Regions from separate parts of the Homo sapiens genome. Here regions 2 and 3 are each linked to region 1. The links are chromatin loops, found by intact Hi-C in ENCODE. Cell type or tissue: A673. All regions are shown on one strand. Links, peaks and the distances in the headings refer to the core of each region. The heading gives the core; the rest is flanking DNA. Region 1 overlaps DOK6 (docking protein 6). Region 2 overlaps CCDC102B (coiled-coil domain containing 102B). Region 3 overlaps CCDC102B (coiled-coil domain containing 102B).

What was found. Peaks named below come from ENCODE experiments on the same cell type or tissue, not always from the same donor. Only the 100,000 strongest peaks of a DNase experiment are listed, where the experiment ranks them.
Region 2: it touches region 1 in a loop (3-fold over the local background); 4 of 110 quality-filtered maps call a loop at or near these places.
Region 3: it touches region 1 in a loop (2.7-fold over the local background); 3 of 110 quality-filtered maps call a loop at or near these places.

What each region holds. Positions count from the first base shown.
Region 1 is chr18:69,481,267-69,489,427 of GRCh38, reverse strand. The region is part of intron 1 of DOK6 (docking protein 6); the gene reads right to left. Among named protein-coding and RNA genes, the nearest start is that of DOK6, 84 kb to the right of the region's middle. In A673, for the core only: a CTCF peak has its summit at 4,452 (motif pointing right); a DNase peak (open chromatin) is centred at 4,487; H3K27ac peaks cover 1,024 bases.
Region 2 is chr18:68,846,519-68,854,679 of GRCh38, reverse strand. All of the region lies in intron 4 of CCDC102B (coiled-coil domain containing 102B), which reads right to left. Among named protein-coding and RNA genes, the nearest start is that of CCDC102B, 53 kb to the right of the region's middle. In A673, for the core only: a CTCF peak has its summit at 7,208; a DNase peak (open chromatin) is centred at 7,199.
Region 3 is chr18:68,920,700-68,928,860 of GRCh38, reverse strand. The region is part of intron 6 of CCDC102B (coiled-coil domain containing 102B); the gene reads right to left. Among named protein-coding and RNA genes, the nearest start is that of CCDC102B, 130 kb to the right of the region's middle. In A673, for the core only: a CTCF peak has its summit at 3,396; a DNase peak (open chromatin) is centred at 3,390.

The DNA.
Region 1 (8,161 bases), core at 2,906-5,405:
ACACAGCACTATGGAAACGGGCTTACCCTCCCTGCCCTGGCCCATGGTCCATCACTGGTAGGAAGATGATGGACCTTCAGTACTTGGAAGTGGACTGTTTATCCCTATGTGAGCAAGTACAAAAAGAGCTGATGAACCTTTAGTATTTGTACTGACAATTTCTTCAGAGTCTGAAAAGTTTTCTGGAAGAGATTTTGAAAAGTTGGGATTCAGAACTATGCAAGTATTTAAGCTGGACAAGGTGGGTGGGGCATCAACCTATGGCCAAATCACCAAATATGCTGTGATCCTTTTAGAAACAATCTAACTAGTGAACTTGTGTTTCTGAGTTCAGCCGTGGTTCTTTATGGAAACTCTCTCAATGCACCCACCTATCTTCCATTTAGTAGAAAAGTTCTATGTGTATAAAACTTAAGCTACAGCTCTGTGAACCCTATGGACTCCATCAATAAGAGCTGAGCCAATCAGAAACCTGAGCCTATTTCTCTGTTAATATGGTCACAGATCAATAAACAGGAGTTCTGGCTGTAGTAGTACAGGTAGCAGTGACATTCACATAAAAGGAAGTGACACAAAGAGAATAACATAAGTGAATCATGATGATATGGTATGGCTGTGTCCCCACCCAGATCTCATCTTGAATTGTAGTTTCCACAATCCCCACATGTTGTGGGAGGGACCCGGTAGGAGGTAATTGAATCATGGAGGCAGGTTTTTCCCTTGCTGTTCTTCTGATAGTGAATAAGTCGTACAGGATCTGATGGTTTTATAAAGGGCAGTTCCCCTGCACTGCTCTATTGCCTGCTGCCATGTAAGACAGGACTTTGCTCCTCCTTCACCTCCCCCCATGATTGTGAGGCCTCCTCAGCCATGTGGAACTGTGAGTCCATTGGCCCTCTTTTTCTTTATAAATTACCCAGTCTTGGGTATTTCTTCATAGCAGTACTAAAACGGACTAAAACACATGACAAGAACGTTGAGGCAGCAGCACTATGGCCTAATGAGCTGGTGGCACCAGTGGGGAGCAGGAAGCATTGATGGTGGGTAGCAGCCCAAACAGAGGGAGGGAGACCCAGTGTTAAGACTGAACGTTTGTGTCCCACTCGACCAGTTTCATATGTTGAAACCTCAGTTCCCAATGTAATGGTATCTGGAGACTGGGTCTTTAAGAAGCAATTAGGGTTAGATGAGGTCATGAGGTTGGGGCCTTCATTATGGGATTAGTGCCCTTCTAAGAAGAGACACAAGACAGCCCACCCCCTTTCTCTCCCCTTGAGCACAAGAAGAGGTCATAGAAACACACTATGAGATTGTGGTCATGTACAAGCCAAGGGACAAGGCTAGAGAAGGAAACCTACCTGGCCAGCACCTTGATCTTGGACAGTCTACCTCCCATTACTGTGAGAAAGAAATTTCTGTTGTTTAAGCTGCCCAGTCCATGGCATTTTACCATGGTTCTGAGAAGACTAAGACATGTGGGCTCGATGTGAGTGGAACATCAAGGCTGTTTGGGACCCTCAGAGAACCTAGACTGTGCCTACACCAGAAAGAGTTTTTGTGAAAGCATTTGGGGAGTAACCCAGATGAGTGGGAAGCAGAGGTCAAAAGCGAAAGCAAGATGCTCCCTGAAACTCTGAAAGATGTCAGGCAGGGCAGAGATCTTCAAAATGTGGAGGGGCTAAGATCTCCCGCTCTAGAATTGGAGATCCAGAGTCCAAAGCTTTCCAGCTGATGAAATAACCTGTTACCTGCTTCTCAGGGCCTCTTTCCTGACTCTCTCCAGAAATTGCCTTGCATAACTTCTATAAACATCGATGGAACATTCCTCAGCAAAGGGGTAAACATCTAAAGTCAGCACTAAAAGTTTAAAAAAGGAACTTTTGGTTATCTCATATTAATGAAAATAATAAAAGGATAATCCACTCACATCAAAGTATAAACCTGGAAAAAGTAAACCAGAGATCAGATTCCTTCCAGCTCCTCACACACTGGGGGCAGATTTTGCCCCAGTTGTCCTCAATGAAGCCTGTGATCTTAGTGACCTCCTCAAATCTAGAAATGCCCCTTTTCAGTCTTTGATCCCTAATTTATGACCACTGGATTTATAAAATAGAAAAAGGTGAAAAATAGGTAATTTGAAAGACTGTAACAGGACATTGAAAAGTGAGGGCTGATACCCCCCAACACACACACACACACAGACAGACACACACACACACACACACACACACACACACACACACACACACATATCCTATCAGTGCCAAGGCTAATTGTAGACAGAAATTATTGAATCAGAGATAAAGACAGCAACTGACACCGTACAGGTGCATCTTCCATTCACTCTCCTCCTTTCCCCTCTTTCTATCCCAACAGGCCCTGACAGGAAAGGCAGGGTTGGGAAACTTACAACCCTAAAGTGGAGCAGAAAGTAGATCATCATTAACATACAACAGAAAGAAGAAAGAAAGGGGGTGAAAAATAAGGATGAAGAAAAATATAAAATGTCAAACAGGAAAATAGGTGTATATAAACCGCAGATGGTATTTCCATAGCAAACACTCATAGAAATGTAAACTTTAAAATGAAACCAATGCTATTTTTAAAGTAAATTTCCTTAACATTGTTAGTTAAAAAGAAAAGTATGCTGTGGTAGGTTTAAGATTTACCAATAAAAATTCCTTCATTGAATAAAAAACTAGCCCAGAGAGACATAACCACCACATTTGTTGAGTGAAAAATTAGTATTTCCAGACTTCTCTGTGTAAAGTTTCACTTGATAGATTTGAATAAAATAAAACCTTCAACAAAATGTGGGTTCAGCCACTGGCATTACAATTTGATCAAAAGCACTAAATTTCAAGTTTGAGAAAGTACACAATGTAAGTTTCCAGAATACATTTTAGATCTCCATTCTGGATGGCAGATTTATTGTCTAGGTTGAAATAGTGAACTTCTGTGAACATCACCTCACACAGGAGAAATAGGAAAAACTAAAAAATAGAAAACAAAAACCCACACTACTGTCTTAATTGTCCCATTATCATTCTTACTAAGACTTTTCATGAATTTTAAAACTGTTTCTCCTAACGTTTTCTAAAGTACCTTCAGATTAAACAAAAACTAAACATGTATAATTTTTTCAACAGCTTGATCAGTTTATATGTGTTAATTTACTCTTAATTATAAATATGTTCTTAGTAAAGCTAATGTTTAAAGATATCAATAAAGGAACAAGAAATGTCTATACTCTGCAAAAGAAGAATGTAGACATTATTACTTATAATAATAATGAGTATAATAATGTTACATTATATATTAAAAAAGGAACTGAAACCTTTTTACCTATGAAATATCCTATTTTCCCTGCTTCATATGTGTTATTCATCCAAGAAGTGGCATTTATAGACCAAAAGAGAATGAGTAAATAATACTTATAGGAAGATCAGGTATATTTCAATAAATGAAACATATATTAATAAAAAAGCTTAGTTTTAGGGGATACTGGGAGATATACATATACACACACACACACACACACACACATATATACGTATACTATATATATGGATATATACACACATACATATATGAGCCTTAAATGTCTGAAGTCTGCAATGAGACAGAAAATTCTATTCAGAATGATTTGACTAAATTTTCTTCTTACTAGAATGGACAGGATATGTCTGTGTTAAAATTCTTCCTAGAAAACATTCTCTCAAAATTTCCTACCAATTTGTATTGCATTCTAGAATCCCTTAGACATAAACACATCATCTCTTCTCAAACCGAGTTGAATGTTTGAATGTTTACCCTTCACTCCTCTGAAGGATCTTAGAACAAAATGGCACAAAAAAGGATTAAGCCTTCACTTCTCAAGCACAGACTTGGGATCAGTGAACAATTAGGGGATTCAACTGCAGGATATCCTATGCCCTCTTGCCTTTATTCTGCATCCACGGGACAGAGTGAAATGGCCAACTGAATGAGGCAATGCCTTTGATGGTCTGGGGTAAAGGACCTTTTCTTCTTTTTTAATCTCCTATCTGTTAAGAGACTTCATAAAGCACATTAAAATATATTTCTAAGAAAAATACATATATATGATATAGAAAGCACTAATAGATCCAACACATCTAAAATCACGACAAATTTCTAGCAAGGCTTTCAGCATGCCCTCTCACTTGCTGCCCTTGCTCACCATGGAACCACTGGGAATCCAGGAGCATTGCTGTTGCATCATCTGTTGAACAGTTGATTCCACAAATCCCAAACCAAATCCCAAAGGGATGTGCAAACGATCTACTGTGAAGAGACAAGTGACCCTCACTATTAGTGGACTCTGTATTTGCAAATTCTCCTACTCGTTACAATGCATTTGTAACCCCCCAATCAATATTCACTGCACTTTCTCAGAAAGAGAAAGGGAGAAATCTGAGTCACCCAACACACAAGTTTCCCAGCTGAAGCCCAGCAGGTGACGCTCTTCCTTCCTGTTCCAGCTCTCTTAACTATAAACAAGTGTCTTTTCCAGAGTTCTATTTATTAGTCATGATTTCCACATTTTTGCACTTTTTGTTGGCGATGTCACCATTTAAATAACTTCTAAGCACAGTGCTGAAGTGCTGTCCAGGACTCCTAAGCAGGAGAAGGCTGTGGTGCACCTTAAGGAGAAAATATGATGAGATAAGCTTAGCTCAGGCATGAGTTACAGTGCTGCTGGCCGTGAGTTCAATGTTAATGAATCAAGAATATGTATTACATAAGATGTTTTTCAATAGAAACACACTCAAAACAAGTTTCTGTATTGATCCATGGGTAAAAATGTTGTGACCTGAGGCTCTGAGAACCCAACCCTGTATTTCCTCTAGGAGCAATGGTTCAGTATTACTTGATGACAAAGCTTAAAACCCTTCTAGATTTTGCCATATTAGTTATTTGATTCATTGAACAAATACAAAATACAAAACTCGAAAACGTCTGAAAGTATTTTAGGACAGTGATATAAAAGAAAGATAGCTTCTAAATTTAGGCTTTGTTCCCATCAGCAAAAATAAATCAACTGAGTATCTCTATGCAGGCATACGAAGCTGAAACATTTATTTGGATTCCTTCTATAAAATAAGTATCTTAGTTACTTAAAGCAAAGAAAGCATTGAGTCTTTTAAAGACATATACGTATTACATAGAAACCAGTTAATCAAAATGCTTTATAAGAATAACATTTCAGCCAGTCTCGGATTTTAGAGACCTATTGAACATTTAATTATTTTTTTTATGGAAAGGCTCAGGACTTAGGATTTATAAATTAAGTGAACAATAATTCAATATATATTAGGGTCACAATGATATCCACTAAGAGCAGGATCCCTCAACTTCTTGCTTTCTGACACAACAGATAAATAAAACATTAGGATTCATTGTTAAACTGTTAAACATCTTTGCTAATTTAAAAAATAAAAATATGTAGATATTTAAGTTATTCAAACGAACAAACCCAGTTTGGCATATAGATTAATGGATGGAAAAATTATATTAATCACTAAAGGAAAGCAATTAACAGCGGAGATGCCACAACCAGTATGAGAAAACCGCAAAGACTAATGCATCTCTAACCCTTTCCGTTTCTAAATTTCGTTTAGGCAAGCATGAGGAAAGCCTGCATGCCTGCTAAGGCACTGTTGTAATTAAGCAAGTCTATCCTGCAAACTTACTATCACAATCTGGAGGGAACACTTTCTTGAGTTTTGAATGGCACCTGCAGTTCACTGAGCAGAATGGAGTTACAAGGACTCTAGTGTTACAAGGGATCAGAAGAAAGCAGCAGCCAAGAAAAGCAAAGACTAGAGAGGAAATCAGCAGACAACTGAGTACTTCGTAGTCTGTCCCAATGCTATGGAAAGATAGATGCTCATTCCTTCCAAAGAGGCTGAAACAGCTTTCAAGAGAGTCAAGAGAATGAGTCTTCTAAGATAGATGGGGCCTCAAAACTCTTTCATCTAATAACATCACTGTATCATTAAAGAACAGCAATTACTCCTTTTATGGCAATTGTGAATGAGAGTTCATTCCTGATTTGGCTCTCAGCTTGACTGTTGTTGGTGTATAGGAATACTAGTAATTTGTGCACATTGATTTTTTGTATCCTGAGACTTTGCTGAAGTTTATTAGCTTAAGAAGCTTTTGGGCTGAGACTATGGGGGTTTTCTAGATATAGGTTCATGCAGGGATATGGGTGGATCTGGAGGCCATTACCCTTGGCAAACTAACACAGGAACAGGAAACAAAACAGTAAATTTTCTCACTTATAAGTGGGAGCTAAATGATGAGAAAACATGAACACATAGAGTACAATACACACTGGGGCCTGTCGGAGGGTGGAGGGCAGGAGGAGGGAGAGTATCAGAAAATATACCTAATGGCTACTAGGCTTAATACCTGGGTTATGAAATAATCTGTGTACCGCAAACCCCCATGACACAAGTTTACCTGTGTAGCAAACCTGCATTTGTACCCTTGAACTTAAAAGTTAAAAAAATAAAAAGAATAATAAATAATTTTTAAAAGAACAGCATTTAGTAAATTACTGCAGAGGTTCTTTTAAATTACAGAACTCATATTTCTTATATCACTTTTTTTATTTCATCCTTTTTCATATAGTTTCTTATTTTATAGAATAATTTTTATAACAGAAGCTCCTAGCTAGCAGAGATATACATAAGGATGCATAGCAGAGATATACATAAGATACACAAACTAAAACCTCTAAAATGGATCATATTTATGCTGCATGAAATATTAATTTGTTTTGTCATTTCCAATTTTACTATATAATCTCACTTTGGTAATGGGCAGCTTCAGCCTAGAACAGAATTGTTTTTCCAGCATATAATGTCATGAGGACACTTAATGTTCTAAATTCCATGGGATACAAACATACATGAAGTTAATTTTTCTTCAATTCTTTCCCCAAAATATGCTGTAAGAAAATTGTCAGTCCCGTTCTATTTATAACACTTGGATGAACCCCTCTCTAGTTTTCTGATAATTTTCCATTTGGAAGACTCGTGCCAAGCCCAGTTTAAAATCCCCATCAGTGCACGTGCAATACCATTCAGGACATAGGCATGGGCAAGGACTTCATGTCTAAAACACCAAAAGCAATGGCAACAAAAGCCAAAATTGACAAATGGGATCTAATTAAACTAAAGAGCTTCTGCACAGGAAAAGAAACTACCATCAGAGTGAACAGGCAACCTACAGAATGGGAGAAAATTTTTGCAATCTACTCATCTGACAAAGGGCTAATACCCAGAATCTAAAATGAACTCAAACAAATTTACAAGAAAAAAACAAACAACCCCATCAAAAATTGGGCAAAGGATATGAACAGACACTTCTCAAAAGAAGACATTTATGCAGCCAAAAGACACATGAAAAGATGCTCATCATCACTGGCCATCAGAGAAATGCAAATCAAAACCACAATGAGATACCATCTCACACCAGTTAGAATGGTGATCATTAAAAAGTCAGGAAACAACAGGTGCTGGAGAGGATGTGGAGAAATAGGAACACTTTTACTCTGTTGGTGGGAGTGTAAACTAGTTCAACCATTGTGGAAGACAGTGTGGCGATTCCTCAAGGATCTAGAGCTAGAAATGCCATTTGACCCAGCCATCCCATTACTGGGTATATACCCAAAGGATTATAAATCACGCTGCTATAAAGACACATGCACACGTATGTTTATTGCGGCACTATTCACAATAGCAAAGACTTGGAACCAACCCAAATGTCCAACAATGATAGACTGGATTAAGAAAATGTGGCACACATACACCATGGTATACTATGCAGCCATAAAAAAGGATGAGTTCATGTCCTTTGTAGGGACACGGATGAAGCTGGAAACCATCATTCACAGAAACTATCGCAAGGACAAAAAACCAAACACCGCATGTTCTCACTCATAGGTGGGAATTGAACAATGAGAACACTTGGACACAGGAAGGGGAACATCACACACTGGGGCCTGTTGTGGGGTGGGGGTAGGGGGTAGGGATAGCATTAGGAGATATATGTAATGTAAATGATGAGTTAATGAGTACAGCACACCAACATGGCACATGTATATATATGTAACAAACCTGCACATCAT
Region 2 (8,161 bases), core at 5,662-8,161, 640 kb after region 1:
AAAAAATTTAAAAAAGATGGTTTCTGTCCTCAGGGTGATTACACCCTATAAGCAAAGAGGCATGTATTACAAGTGTGTATAATCACTTCTGCACCTGGCAAATTGAAGTTTTGGTTTTTAGAACATACAGAATTTTTTTTTTATATTTCTGAGCTGAGATTGATTGATTCCATAGATGCAAAACTCATGGAGGATATGTATACCTTATTTAACTTATTGTTAATATTATTAAGTTAACTTAAAAATGATTTTTATATGTATTGTAGAAAAGGTATTATGCTGCCGGGCACGGTGGCTCACGCCTGTAATCCCTGCCCTTTGGGAGGCCGAGGCAGGCGGGTCACCTGAGGTCGGGAGTTCCAGACCAGCCTAACTAACATGGAGAATCCCTTTCTCTACTAAAAATACAAAATTAGTCGGGTGTGGTGGCGGGCACCTGTAATCCCAGCTACTCGGGAGGCTGAGGCAGGAAAATCACTTGAACCCGGGAGACGGAGGTTGAAGTGAGCGGAGATCGCGCCACTGGACTCCAGCCTGGGCAACAAGAGCGGAACTCCGTCTCAAAAATAAAAAGAAAAAAAAAAAAAACAAGAAAAAGTATTATGCTAACATAAAGATACCTGATATTTGTTTGATTTTATTTTCATTTTTGAACGGAACCATTTTTGATTCTACAAAGGGGAAGAAGTACAATTCCTCCTCTGCACAGGTGGGTTCACAGTGAAGCTAAAAATGTCTCAGGGCACATCTCTTGTCTAGTTCTCTAACAGGACCTTGACAGAAGTCCTGGCAGAATGTAAATATGATCACACGTGTGCTGAAGTGCAAACACACACTTTATTATAAGTGTGTGTGTGCTTATAGCACAATGTGTGCACTGGGTCACAGCACTACAAAGAAGAGGGCCGCCTAATGGAGTCTTGGGGTTAACCTAAAGGAATGCAGAGGACCATATATAAAGGTTTCATTGAGTCAGATTTTTTTTTTTTTTTTTTTTTTTTTTTTTTACAATTTGGGGATAAAGAAAAATTCGGAATAAAAGTAAATATTTGAAATGAGAAAACAATTCGCAAATTTTGGAAAGCTCACAAATACCATTAAAAAATCACAGAAAACATAATAAAAATCTAGAAAACATAATAAAAGTTCTAGTAATAATTTAAAAATAACTAATACTTTTTCCTAGCTTTTTGGCTTTATATACTCTAATCAACTTTTAGTATGAGAGCGATATAGTAATATCATTTTTCATAGATAGCATTTAGTCTTTTTTCCAGACTTTTTCCAAAAGTTGATCATTTTTTGACAATGAAATTGAGTAAGCTCACAATTTAACACAAAGGTCTATTTCTTATTTGGAATATTCACTCTTTGAAGTTTCTATCCCACAAATGTAGGTATTCTTAAAAAAGTATATTTTATGTAATTTTCATTTAAATGTATGGTGCATTATCAAGTACATTTCAGAAATGGGAGAACTTTCATATTGACTACAAATACATAAGAAACAAATATAAAATATATTTCACTATCTACAAACTGTATGTAGTCTCAGCTCAACTTCAACTTGGCAAGATCACAAATATTTCCTTCATGTCAATCAGAGAAGGAAGTAAGAATATTGGGTGAAAAGTCAGAGTGGAAACAGACAGAGATATTAACAAGTGTGTTTCAATTATCTTACGAAAATTGCACAAAAACACATGTGATCATATTTACATCCTGCTAGGACTTCTGTCATAGTCCTGTTAGAGGCCTGGGTAAGAAAGGGGCCCTGAAACTCAAACTTTTTTAGCTTCACTGTGAACCTACCTCTACAGAAGAGGAATTGCACATCTTCTCCTTTGTATAATCAAAAATCGTTTCGTTCAAAAACAAAATTAAAAATAAATCAACCAAATATCAAGTATTGTTATAAGCACAATATCTTTTCTACAATACATATAAAAATATTTTAAGTCAATAATCAATATAAACAGTAAGTTAAATAAAGTGTATACTTCCATATCCATGAGTTTTGCATCCATGGATTCAATCAATCTAATATCAGAAATATTCAGAAAAAAAAATTCTATGAGTTCTGAAAAGCAAAATTTGAATTTGCCAGGTGCCAAAGTGCTATGTTGACTCCACATGAATGAAATGGTGTGTAGGAATTATAAGTAATCTAGAAATGGTGTATTAGGAATTATAAGTAATGTAGATGTGATGTAAGTATATGAGAGGCTGTGCATAGGCTATATGAAAACACTATGCCATTTTATGTAAGGGACTTGAACATCTGTGGATTTTGGTATCTGCAGAAGATCCTGGAAACAATCCCCCACAGATACCAAGGGATGACTGTTTCATTTCAAATTTGAAATTACAAACTAGAAGCACACATAGCTGTTTCACTGCTAATAATAAACCTAGTAAAAGAAGAAAAAAAATGAGTGGGAAGAAACTGGCATTGCAGCAAGAACACTTAGGTCAAGTTGTGGCTCTTTCAGTAAGATTGGTGCATACAATCAATACCTTTGATGTCTGTACATAGTGGGGGAGAGGGAAGTGGCCACACCTTCCGGGAGAAGAAAAGAAGGCAGGCGACCTGGTCCAATCTCCTTTTCAACACGAAGAATGGTCTTCTAGGTAAAATGACTAATGCTGTTTAATAAGAGGAGGGTCTTTAAGGAATTGTCTTAATTGAATGTCCCTGTAAAGACTTCTGATAAGAAAAAATAAAACAGAAGCTTTGGATTTATGAACATTAGTCTCTGGAAACTATCCCATCATCTGAAATATAAAATAAAGATATTTCATAGAATGAATGCTCCCCACGGTGTAAAACATTGCCATTGTGTGAGGTAATTACCTGTGTAACTCACTTAGAGACTTCACTCCTTATATATTTTTAGTCTACTTTTATCATTATCCTCAAACTATTAACTGTCTAGACTAATTAAATATGAGCTGTTTTCTTTTGATTGTGTTTTAAATTTTAAAATGATGTTGCTTAACTTAACCTCTCTTTTTCTTCATGTTACTACAAGTAGATTCTGAAAAGCCTACATTTATTTCATAATTCTTATAATAGTCTTAAAGTAAGTCATCTCAGTGTTCTGAGAGGTACCTTGACAATGCCTATAAATTATCCTCTAGTAGTTTAATTAATTCCAACTTATGTAATTCAGTGCTTATATTATTCTTAATTATGTTTGTTTAAAAGGTCTTGAAGGTACTTATATCAGCAAAGTGGTATCCCACATGCTTCATTTTTATATTCATTTGCAGAATTCTACTATGGTGTTTTATCTGCCTCACTCTTTGGCCTGATAAGCTAATTTATGTCATGCAAAGAACAAGCTGAACAGATTTTCATAATGGATAAGACTTCATCCCAGTACCCTGGAAAATCTAAAATCCTTAGGGATGGAGGGCAGTAGACTCATTTACTAATAAAAGACAAGTCCAGGAAGTCAACTACTCACCTTACACTATACCATAGCCTCTGTTTAGAAAGGTAAGCATTTATAGCTATTAAGAGAAGTGTTAGTACAGTGCTTCATTCATTTAATATTAATCACAAATATTAAGCATATTTATTCATCATTGAGTACGGAGAGGTGAATAAGCAGACATGATCTATATCCTCATGAAGCTGACAGTTCAATGGGGAAGGCAACAGTAAACAAATATAAAAATAACCACACAGTTTGATAAAGTCTTTTAAAATATTACGTGTTGCTTTGAAAAAAATTAGGAAAGGAAACATACTTTGGACAGAGACTATTTTTTTAATGAAGTGATGTATAAACTGAGGTTAATCGAAAGGTGTGGCTGGTGTAGGAGGGGAAAGAGGTCTGAGGTGTATGATATTTTCAACAAGGAAAACAGCATGGACCCAGCCATTGAGCAGGAAGAAGTTTGGTTCCTTTGATTAAATGAATGAAAGCCACTGTAGCTAGAGGTAAGCGTGGGCAGGGGGAAATGATAAAGAAAGGACAAAAGAGGTGTGGCAGAAGTGAAACCATGTAGGCCATGATGAATGGTACAAGGAGAAAACCTTCTCCACTCAAAACATCCATCCCTGTGGATGGTCAGCTGCTCTCGTAACACTCTTCAGACTCCAAGTATCTTTCCCTTCAACCACCTAGAAGGAAGAGGGAATTGGCAGGTTGATGAGTTTAAAAGACGAAACTCATCACAGGTAGCTCTAATCCTTCCTCTCTCCCAATTTCTTTGGGAAATATATATCTTGAGAAACACTCATTCTGCAGTCTTTCTCAAGGACATAGGACAGAGTGAAAGAGTTCCATGGCGGGGAGAAAAAAACCCTTCCACTTCCCAGCTCTCCCGATGTAAGCCAAACTCTCAATATGAGAGATTTGGATTAGAAGTCCCACTTTCCCTTAAATATAAGCCAAAGTCCTCAAAATATATTTATCAACACTAATGAAAGCATATCTTAATTAATGCACTTATTAATAAGATATGATATTAGTAAGTATGGCTATACGATGTAACATATTGACTCTTGCTGCAGAAACTAGTTAGATGCTTGCCAAATCAATTTTCTTTTTCTTTTGGGTTATACAGCTTAAATGCATTGCTCAACATGCCTTGCAATTATGTATTGCTATACAAATGAGTACTCATCTGTGAATTATAAGTGGAAATAATGTACGCTACTCCCAAGCCTGGCCCATATAAATTATCCTTACATAATCCTCCTTTCTCTCTTTTTTCTAATCTCTGATCAGATGGCCTAGTGTCCAGCTGAGTGAACCTCTGAGAACCTGAAGGACAGCAGAGTCACTGGATAGATGGAGAAGGCTGCCCTCCAAACACAGGTAGGGCTATATGTGAGTCAACAGTAATCACCTATTGGGTATTACTTACTGGAATTTAGGGTATTGCTTGTTACAGCAGTTAGGGTAGGAAAGCGTGCTGTCAGTGGGCATCCACTGAACCATCAGCCTGTGATGGTTTAGGCAGGTGAATGTGGACTTCCTTGGACTGCTGAATTACTTGGAAGGCAGCTATCCACTGAGTAACAGATAATTCACTGAAGTGTTTCAAACAATGGGCTAATACGATCCGATGTAATGTCTTAGAAATATCATGCTGCTTGGTGGTGTACAATGAATTTAATAGGTCAACAGTGGTGGTAAATAGACCTGGAAGGAAAAGGCAAGGAGATGATAGTGGCCCTGTCCGGGGAAGTAGCAAGGATGGAAAGAATGATGTGAGATCCAGTTTGGAGGCAGAGTCGATAAGATACATTAATATTTATAGTCACTTCTATGGAATAATTTTTTAAGCCACAGGAATAGCAATAAGAGGCAATGTTTCAAAATTAGCAGTAAGCTCAGAACTGCGCTAATATTCCACCATACACCTATTTCTAATAACTATCTTCAAGGACCTTGCCTTGATGTACGCAGAATAGCTCCTATATGCCATATGTTTTAAAAAGATAAGGTGTGAGTACAGAATTTTAGCTACATACCACTAGTAATTCTAATTTTCTATTTTCTCCCAAATCAGAAAGGTATTTTGAGGTGTTTAAAATAAGGCTTCAATGTAAGCCATAAAGGGGCCCAACAATGCCTGTGTCTCTGAAAGTATTTATAAATATTTATGAAATAATATTATAAATTATAAGCTACTAGGCACATTGTTATGATCACAAAAAGATGACTTATTAAGAAAATATATTAGAACATTCCAAGCAAATGCTCACAATGTTCAAAGAAAATTAAAAGTTACTTTTTAAAAATTTTTTACCTTGAGACTAATTTTTAAATGTTAGCAAGTATTCTCACATGTGGCAAAGAATCTCTTCCATTATGGAAAGAATCAGAGTCACTGACTGTTAAAATGAGGTGCCAGAATTATGAGTAATCAATGTTACCTACATGAATGTTTGATCCTCTAGACCATGAAATTTCATAAATGATCCTTTCCACACACTCAGAATTCATAATTTAATTCTGAATCAATATAGACAGACTTGCAAAGGAAAAGCTGAGTAAGTATTAAATTCAGCATGGAAACAGCACTTTGGATATAATTACCTCTACTATGCATTGTCTTGGTTGTATTTTAAACACTTAGATTTTACAATTAAATTCTTATCTTTTCTCTTCTCTATATGTGTCAGTAATTGAAGAATGATTTCCCTCTAAAAGCACACCAGACTTTCAAATGCATTTTTACAATTCTAGGTCTATTAAGCACATCTGTTTCCAACTTTAACAATTGCTAATCTTTCCATCAGCAGTTCTTAGACAGGCATGTATTTGCTTTTAACATTTTAGGCATCTACAACAGAAATTACACTTGTATTCAAACATTCATAGAGATGATGAGCTACGATAAATGCAAAGGTCATTATCAGAATTGTTGAGGAAAAAGGGAGTAAGAAAGAATAATTTACATGAAATTTTAAAGAATGAATCATGACACACCTTCTGATTGTCAATCAACTGTACGGAGACTTTGAATATTTTACTCTTATACTTGTGCTACAATACTATTTCTAAATATAGCCTAAAATTCTTGTCTGTTATAACCCATTATAAGAAATGATTAAACAAAGAATATATAAATAATTAAACTCATTCTAAGTAGTATTGTTTGTTTAGTTTTTAAACATTTTTAAAAATTTCACCTTATTTTATAAAAATAATTTAAACATATGTATATAACACATTTATTCAAAAAAACATAAGAACATCAGAAATGTATGTTAGGAATGAAAAGACATATTTTTAAAAAATTTCCATATAAATAATTCAAACAATGTTTCATCTTTATATTTATAAATTTTCAATGTCTACAAAATTTTACATTCACTGCCTTCATTATTCAACTTTGTGGTTCATTTAACTGAAATATGCACTCAAAAGACAAATTTTTCACAATTTTGAGGTTTCTCCTGTTCTGAAACCCTATCAGCATTTTATCTACCAAAAGCATCATATATGTATTAATACATATTTCTGAATGGTCATCAGATCCACCTTACACTGTATAATGTCATACTTTTATTTTTTCTCTCACTTACTTTGCTACCAAAAGTCATATTTGAATATAAAACATTAAACCTTTTCAGATACACATATTGCTTTTTAAACCAACTCAAAAACTTGACTTTTTCAGTATATTTGCTACATAAATGTTACTCAAATAAAGGTTTATGAAACTAAGAGGAAGATTAACAAGTCTGTGCTGCACACTAGTGGCAAGAGGTAGTAAATGCATTCTTTTTTTTACTTAAATTTTACACTAATTGCATCTTAAATATTAGCTTTTTCAGTCAAAATTCGAACCCATTATATTATAGAGCACATAAACACACATTCTAAACATAATGTGTTTTTGTGTCATGAACTATTTTTCCACTATACATCAATGTATTGTGAACGCCATACCCAGAGAGGTTCCTGTGCATAGAAATACTATGGATCCGTATATCCATGTATATGTTTGTGCACAGACGTATACATGTGCATACCTTATACTTATATTGCACACACACCCACTAAATGTTAACTCATGTAAAAATAGTCATTATTTTGCCCATTATTTTTCTTTTCTTTACTCATTATTCTTTCCCACACACTTATGTAATACCATGCTTTAATACACATAACATGTAAAATATTACTCAAATAATAAATGGTAATAAATCATCGAAATGGGAAACGTTCATGATGGCATTTTATTGATGAAAATGCAAAAGAAAAGTACCCTGGCAAGTGGCTGATCCCAAATAACTACAATGTCGATATGAAAAGAACCTCAATATGCCTGAGATAAATTGATATTATCAGGCTGCTTCATGAAAGAATAAGATAAAGTCATTTATGATAGATGGTGTGCTATCAGAGGATATCTTTAACCATCCCCTCTAATGTGCCTAGAATGGGTATTAATTGTGTCATGTAGCTCATCATTAACCATTTAACTATCAATATGGATATCAAAACATCATTTTTATATCTTAAATATATAGAATAAGATTTTTGAAAATAAATAATGACCAATATAAAACTGACACAAATGTGTAAATAAAAACAAGATGTCATAGAGTCTGAATTTGACCAAGCCCACTATTGACAAGTGATTTCAAGTATTACTCTTATAGAGGAAATTCCAATTTTTAACCTCCCTT
Region 3 (8,161 bases), core at 2,329-4,828, 560 kb after region 1:
CTTGCCCTACAATAATCCATTGTCCCCCCTCTTTAAAATCCAGCTGCCAAGAAAAGCAGCAGTTTTCCTCTACTTAAAAGCATTAAAAAGGCTCAAGTTAATTAAAAAATTTACCCTACTACCTAACGTAACGATTATTAAATTTCTAGTTTTTTGAAAAGATCACATTCAAATATCTTAAAAGAGTAGTTTGTAATAGTTTCTTCCATTTCTTCCCTTTCCACTCCAGTATGGGTTCTTCGCCCTATTTCCTCCCCTCTGACAAGCTCTCACCAAGCTCACCATCAACTCCTGTATCATAAATCCAAAGCATGCCTTTTATTCTTCATTTTATCATCTGGCATGGCTTGACAGAGGTAGCCACGTCCTCCTCCTGCACTCAGTGTTTTTCAAGCCTTATCCCATTCTTCTGCTTTTCTCCTTTTCCTTTTGATGATCCTCCTCAGCTTCGTTTGCCAGCTCTGCCTCTCTAATTATCAACTGTAATTTCTAGGGATAAGGATGAGTCTCGTATTTGTTCTTCCTTCACTGTCAATAGCCTTTTGCCTTCCCATAAGATTGTTTGCCACCTGTGGGTCTAGGATTCTGAAATCCATGCTGATAATCCAGGCGATGTCTCCAATGTCCTGATCCGTATAGTACTCGAAACCGTAACTTAATAACTGAAATGTGTTGAGTTCTTAGTGTGAGCCAATATTGAGATTAAGAGCTTTCACTAATTTATCTATTAATCCTTTGAATACAGTATAATCACCACTTTACAAATGAGGAAAATGAGGCTTAGAAAAGAGAGGAGCTCAAGTTCACACCTCTAACAGATGGAGTCCAAATTCATACCAAATCCCAACTTCAAGTGCTTGACTATCATCTAACTGCCCAGTGTCTGTAAGTTAAACGTTTTGTGTGCTTCAAATCAGACCCATCTGAAGATGACTGAATAGATGTTTCCACCAAAACAAACACTCCCTGTAAAAAATCCATTGCTCTTTCAGTGTACCAATCTCATTTACCTCTGTAAAAAGCACCACTTATACCTAGTTACACAAGCAGCTCTCCCTCCTTTCTCTCCCTAGATACTGGTCACTCAACTATCTGCAATATGTAAGACCCCTCTTCTCCAATGAACTTCACAGTGCATTGGGTAATTTCTGTCTTGGTTAGTATTATATCCCCAGAAGTGGGGAAAGTATTAGCTACTATTTGATTTTCAAAAAAGCCTAGTTAACTTATGGGCTATTAACTATCAATATTATATCATGCATAATTGTTGAAATTTAAATCAATCAATGTCATTTCTAGGAATTATTTGGCGTCTTCCCAGGTAGGGAAATTTCTACCCAATATAATGTCATATAATGAATAAAACAGAACAGCGTATGAAGACAGAAAACAGGGGAGGTAAAAACTATTGACTGTTAGGTCTACACTCTACGGGACAGAAACTAAATTTATCTGATTAAAATGGTATCCTCTATCTACCAGATTGCCCTTGCATTGTAGCTGCTCACAAGATATTTGTTGAATAAATGGATAAATGCTTAATTGAAGATGACTTTCATATGTCGAGCATTATGAATGTGTTATATGCATGATCTTATTCAATTTTTACAATATTCTTATGAGGACATTTAATTTAAAAAATTCTGGAACTTAATGAGGTTAAAAATTATTTCCAGATTATGGAGCCCATCTACATCTACATCTGACTCTGAAGCTCACAGTCTTTCTCCTGCACCATAACTACTTTCCGTTACACATGCTTACTCCATTTACCACAGACTCAAATATTTCCAGGTAGAATTCACAATCAAAGTTTCAAACAAACTAACTTTTGGCTCATTTATCGTATAGGCTTTGTATAAGATATTGACTAAAGAATATTATCTGACTTGTAAAAATCTAATCAGCTAACATTTTTATCTATCCTAATTAACGTATACCTGATTTTCCCATTTAGTGCTTAGGGTAAACATTTGTAAATCTTTATTTAGAAACAAATCATCTATATGGTGCTTCATTAAATCAATATATTCCATAAAGAATGATGATGAACATAAATCAAATGTGAACACACCCTGGAAGGAAAACCATTTCAAAAGTGAATTCTAACTTCACAAATATACGTTACAAAAAGGGCAGTGACACAAAGATATTCATTACATAATGAACTTTAATAATAAAAATCATTTGTGGATATAATGGCAATAGTGACTTTGGAGATAGCTTAATGTCACTGTCATTCATGACTTTTAATATACGTGAAATAACAATCAGACATCCCTTAACTTCAAGTCAATTGAACAATTATGTCTATTGCAGGTGTTTCTAAAAGAGAATTATATTCCATTTAGCTTCTGCCTCCTATAAAATACCTTTTTATAAAATTATAAGAGTACATACTAAGTCAATGAAAAAAGATAATAGAAAATTTCAACTCTAATGGATTTTTAAAAATCATTATAGGTATTTTATTTCATAAACTGATTCATCAATGCTTCTGCAAAAACATAATAGACAATTTAGCTTTTTTAAAGGCAGAAGTAGTCATTAAAAAATTATAAATATTGAGATTATATTTGATTAAACTATATTTGATTAAATCTTAGTTACAGATAGAATGTATAAATATTTCTAAATACTTTCAAGTTGCAAAACTTTTCTTGTTCTTGCATATTGAAAAATATTTATTGTTACACTATTACATCAAATATTTAAGAAAGAATCATGAAATATTCCATTAACTTTCCTACTGCATGTTAGCAAAAGCCATTATCTATCCATCTTGGCTTCCTTTGTTTTCATCCTAATTCCAATTTTTAATATTTTGCTAATTTATTATCCCTGGTGGAGAAAACTCCAAAATGTATAAATATTGATCAGAATATTTGTCTTGATTTGTTTATAAAAAACAAAAGTGTCAAGTAAGAGGTTGTTTTATTGTTTTCTTTAAAAAATGTCTCAGAGATATATATTGATAATATACTCCTCAAAATAACTGCTTATTAGAACTGTCTATTGTATTGGTGTTAATGACTGAATGTTCATCAGGGGGCTTTTTGATGATTCATCAGGCAGAATCATCATTGGCATGTACCCTTATAAAACAGCTGATATCTTCCCAAACATCTACTGGCTGAAAATAACATCTTCCACTTTTAAAAAATTAATACTGCTCATCTGAATTAGTAACCACCTATAAGTACAAAATGAAACAACTTATGTTATAGCTTAAAGCATTGACCCATAGTAGGTACTCCTAAAATAAGAATAAAGAGGTGTTGCTACCACAAAGCAGGCTTTGTGGCCAAAATGTCATAAATAGAAACTGAGAAAAGGAAAGGCAAAACTAATTTGCTGACTTGGTGCTTCCTTTTTCTAATCTGATGTCACCCCCTACCCCTCAGTGGAGGACATGACAAGGAGAGAAAAGTAATGAACAGACTCAGGCCTCCCCTTTTGGGTGTGCTGTGGTTCTAGCCCCGTCTGTATATTTGAATCACCTGGAAACAGGAGTCACCAAAAAAGGTGCTGATACCATCACAGCAAGCCAGATTGATTTATCAGACTCTGGGGAGTGGTATCTGACTGAGTATTTCTGAATCATCTCTCCAACTGATACTAATATGAAGCTAGGTTTGAGAACTAACGAAGAATAGTTTTATACATATTTCTATATATTTTGTAATACATTTTGTCAGAGAAGTTGTAGATGGTGGTAGGATAGGAAGACCTGGTAGAATGCTTTTCCATAGCATAATTGGAGGGCTGTCGTTTTTGAGAACATTGGTTCTTCCATGCATCCTTTCTGAGTGCCTTAGTGCATAGCAGTAGCCCCTAAGGTGTGGTTTGTTGGCCAGCAGCATTAGTGTCAGCTGGGAACTTGTGAGAGATGCAGATACTTAGGCCTGTCACAGACTTGCCCAATCAGCAAATCTGGGGGTGGGCACTGGTAAACAGTATTTTAACTAGCCCCCTGGGACTCTGGTAACCCACTAAAATTTGAGAAGCATTTGGCATAAGTGTTTGTACAACTCAGCTAATCTCAAAGGGATCAAGAGGATAATTTATTTCTTCAGTGCTTAACAAGAACCTTGAAGTGAGGACCAGCATGGGCTTGTGTGCAGACGGTGGGAGTCCATGTCAGGGAACAATTGTTCAGGCCTATTGATAAGTCCCCTGAACTACCTATCTCCCCTCACATAGAAATTCTTCTGAAAAGCTGAGCATCCAGAGGATTTCAATGTTGCACTTTTGTTGATACATCCAACCAAATCTGGGTGTAAATGGGTGTTTATTAGTCCATTTTCATACTGTTATAAAGAACTGCCTGAGACTGGGTAATTTATAAAGGAAAGAGGTTTAATTGACTCACAGTTCAGCATAGCTGGGGAGACCTCAGGAAACTTACAATTATGGCAGAAGGCAGAGAGGAAGCAAGACACCGTCTTCACAAGGTGGCAGGAAGAAGTATGGTGGAGGTAGGGGGAAAAGCCCCTTATTAAACCATCAGATCTCGTGAGAACTCACCCACTATCACAAGAGCAGCATGGGGGAAACTGCCCTCATGATTCAATTACCTCCACCTGGTTTCTCCCTTGACACATGGGATTATGGGGATTACAATTTAAGATGAGATGTGGGTGGGGACACAAAGCCTAACCATATTAGGTGTATAAGGAAAATGTAACCAATGGGTACCTAAAAATAGAGATCTGATAAGTTTTGGGGGGGAAGAAGGGAAAAGGGGGCTGAGACGCAGAGACTGTACCACAGCATCAGAAGTTTTAAGACATATTGTAGTAACATAGGCAGTTCAGAAACTTTAATCCTACGAGAGTTCCTTGGTTGCTAATGATGCTACTTACAGCCATAAACATAGAATGAAACAGGCATTTCAGGAAAGTATAATAGCTGTGGGACAAGCAGCAAGTTTTGCTGATGATGGCCACAGATCCCTTGCATAGTTGGTAATTTAAAACCATTTCCCATAGGATCCATATATTCATTATTATGAACCTCTTAGCTGCAAATGCAGGCTAACCATGTCTCAGATGGAATGTGATCTGTGTTGGTGACTACTCATGTGTGATGTTGTTTTCTAGGTGATATAAAGACAACAAGCTTAATGCAATTCTGTTACCAAGGTCGCCACTAACTCTCTTTAATTTCTGGCTCACAGGAAGGCAATATTCAAACAATGCTTTTCTTCACTCTTTAGTGTGAACCTGTGTTTGAATACTTGCTTCTTGTTACATATTCTCATAGGATTTCAGGTGTCTCATCTACAAAATGGGGGTGATAAAATACCTATCAGCTAACTTTTTATGATGTCATATTCACACCATACATAGCACAAGGCATTGCACATACTATGTGCTCAATTCGTGGCAGTTATTTTAGTATTAAATAATAATATTATTTATTAAATTGATTTCAGTAAAATAATTATGTTGGTGTCATACACACTGTATAGTTTGCATAGGTATTTTATTACAAATATATAAAAATACATATATACATTTTTGTATAGCCTGATTTCTGTAGTGTACAATAAATGTACATTTCATATACATTTTTTGTATACACACTAAGTACCTATATTTGTGCCTGGAAAAATTTTCTTGGGAGTTACATAAATTGCTAAATGATTCCCTGTTTTTATTAAAACAGGACAGAATGGTAAAAAAAAAACTGTATGTGTATGTTTCTGTATGTTTATATTTATATGTTTTCATTTAACAGAGATTCTCCATGTCCTTTTTTGGAGTAGAAGGCAGTATAATATAAAGGAGGAAACAGGGGCTTTTGAATCACATTGACCCATTCAATGTAATATATTGAATTTTTTTTATTGCAAGCCATCTAAAAAGGCAACAGAGATCAGAAGGCTAAGTAATGTCAGACTTGAGCAAGTCACTAAGCCTTTCTGGCAACTTCCATGTTTGTAAAATATCAATAATAAAATTTATACCCAAGATTATAGTTAAGGTAAACCCACATAGCAAGTATGAGCAGCTGGCTTATAATAGGTGCTCAATAAATATCCTTTCCCCCAATGGGAACCTTATTTGTGTCCCTGCTCCATGAAACCGGACTCACCTGGACAAAATCTCTGGGTACAGGTGAGGAATGGGTTTATAAAAACAGAGTAGCAACCTGGGAGAGAAGAAACCGCAACAACTAAAGAGGGAACACCTGAGGCTTCAGAAGGCATGGGGAGAGAGATCCACCTGAGTCAAGCAGCAGGCATGGCTGGACCTGCTGGGCCTTTTATCATCAACCACAGCTCATGAATGCAGACTTGTCTTGTGCATGCACAAACGCACAGACTGGACAACCTTGTTTCATTTGAACTGATAAAAATTCAAGTGCTGCTTCTGACTCCCAACTGGCCTTCAGTTATGTATGCATGGCTATTGAATCTGCAAATATGTGGTGATTCTGTTCTTGAGGCCTAAACAAATCAACATAATACTGATCCAAAACAAGTTCAACAATTTCCAAACTAGGGTAACCTGTGTCCCCTCTGAGACAGCATAAGCCGTATATCAGCAATTCTTGTATGAGTTGCAATTAACAACCCATAATCTACATCTTGGCTCAACAAGGAGAAAGATATGTAGTCATCAACAATTTCTGCTGTCTTAATTAACACTGTTCAGGTGGAGCAGTGCATATGAGCCATAAGATGAGAAGTGAAAATGAATGATTATCTGAAATAAGACACACTACTTCTTCTGGGGGCTTATTCAATAGGCTGAGTGCAGGATTCTGGTGTGCATGGCTGAGATCAATATTGCTGATTGGCCTCATACTGCTGATCAGAATTCTGTTGATAATAGCACTAATCAAGTGTTGTATGAGACAAACTGAATGAAATCGGACCCAGTCCCTATCAGAGCATCAAATCCAAGTCCCAAGAGTAGTGGTGTTGTGTTAGTTGTTGCTGTAACAAATTATGACTAACAATGGTTTAAACAATACAAATTTATTATCTTGGAATTCTGGAGGTCAGAAGCCTGACATAGCTCTCACGTGGCTACAATTGCAATATTTTAATAGGCTCTACAGGAGATTTGCTTCTTTGATCATTCAAGCTGTGGCAGAGTTAGTCCCTTGTGTTTGTAGGATTACGCTCCCCATTTCTTTGCTGGCTGTCAAGCAGAGGCCTTTCTCTGCTCTTAGAGCCTGCCTGAAATCCTTGGCTTGTGCTCGCTTCTCTATCTTCAAAGCCAGCAATGGCAGGTCAAGTCCTGCTTATTCTACTGCCAACTCGATTGCCTTAATTTTCTATATTTAAGGACCCTTGTGATTACACTGGCCCCATGGAGATAATGTAGGGTAATCTATATATGCGATGTTAACTGATTAGCAGCCTTCTTTCCACCTGCAAAACTCTTTTTGACATATAAGTAACACACTGACAGTTCCAGTGACTAAAATTTGGATAGCTTTGGAAACCATTATTCTGCCTACCATAGACATACAGTTAATCAGGCAAAGAGAGAGAGCTTGTGTGGGGAAACTCCTCTTTTTAAAAACCATCATATCTCATGAAACTTATTCACTATTATAAGAACAGCACAGGAAAGACTTGCCTCCGTGATTCAATTACCTCCTACTGGGTCCCTCCCACCACACGTGGGAATTCAGGATGAGATTTGGGTGGGGATACAGCCAAACCATATCAAGGACTAAGGCTAGAATATTGGAAGAGGCCTTAAACGTTTCTGTGTATCACTGCTGAGGGCACCTCTGAAGTAGCTAGTCCTGTTCATAACTAAGTAGGTGAAGGTGACCAGGGCATGACACTTTTACAACATCTCATCTCTGGATGAGGAGAACATTTGGAGCCCTTATGCCACCTTTGGCATGTGGAGCCATCTTTGGCCCATATACCACTGCTTGAAACTTGGCAAAAGGAAACCAGCCCTGCTGATATGGTTTGGCTGTGTCCTCACCCAGAATCTCATCTTGAATTATAACCCTCATAAACCCCATAATTCCCACGTGCCAAAAGGGAGAACAGGTTGAATCATGAGGTCAGTTTCCCCTATGTGGTCCTTGTGATACTGAGTGAGTTCATGATTTTATAAGCGGTTTCCACCTTCACTCAGCATTTACTCTGTCCTGCTGCCCTGTGAGAAAGGTGCCTGCTTCT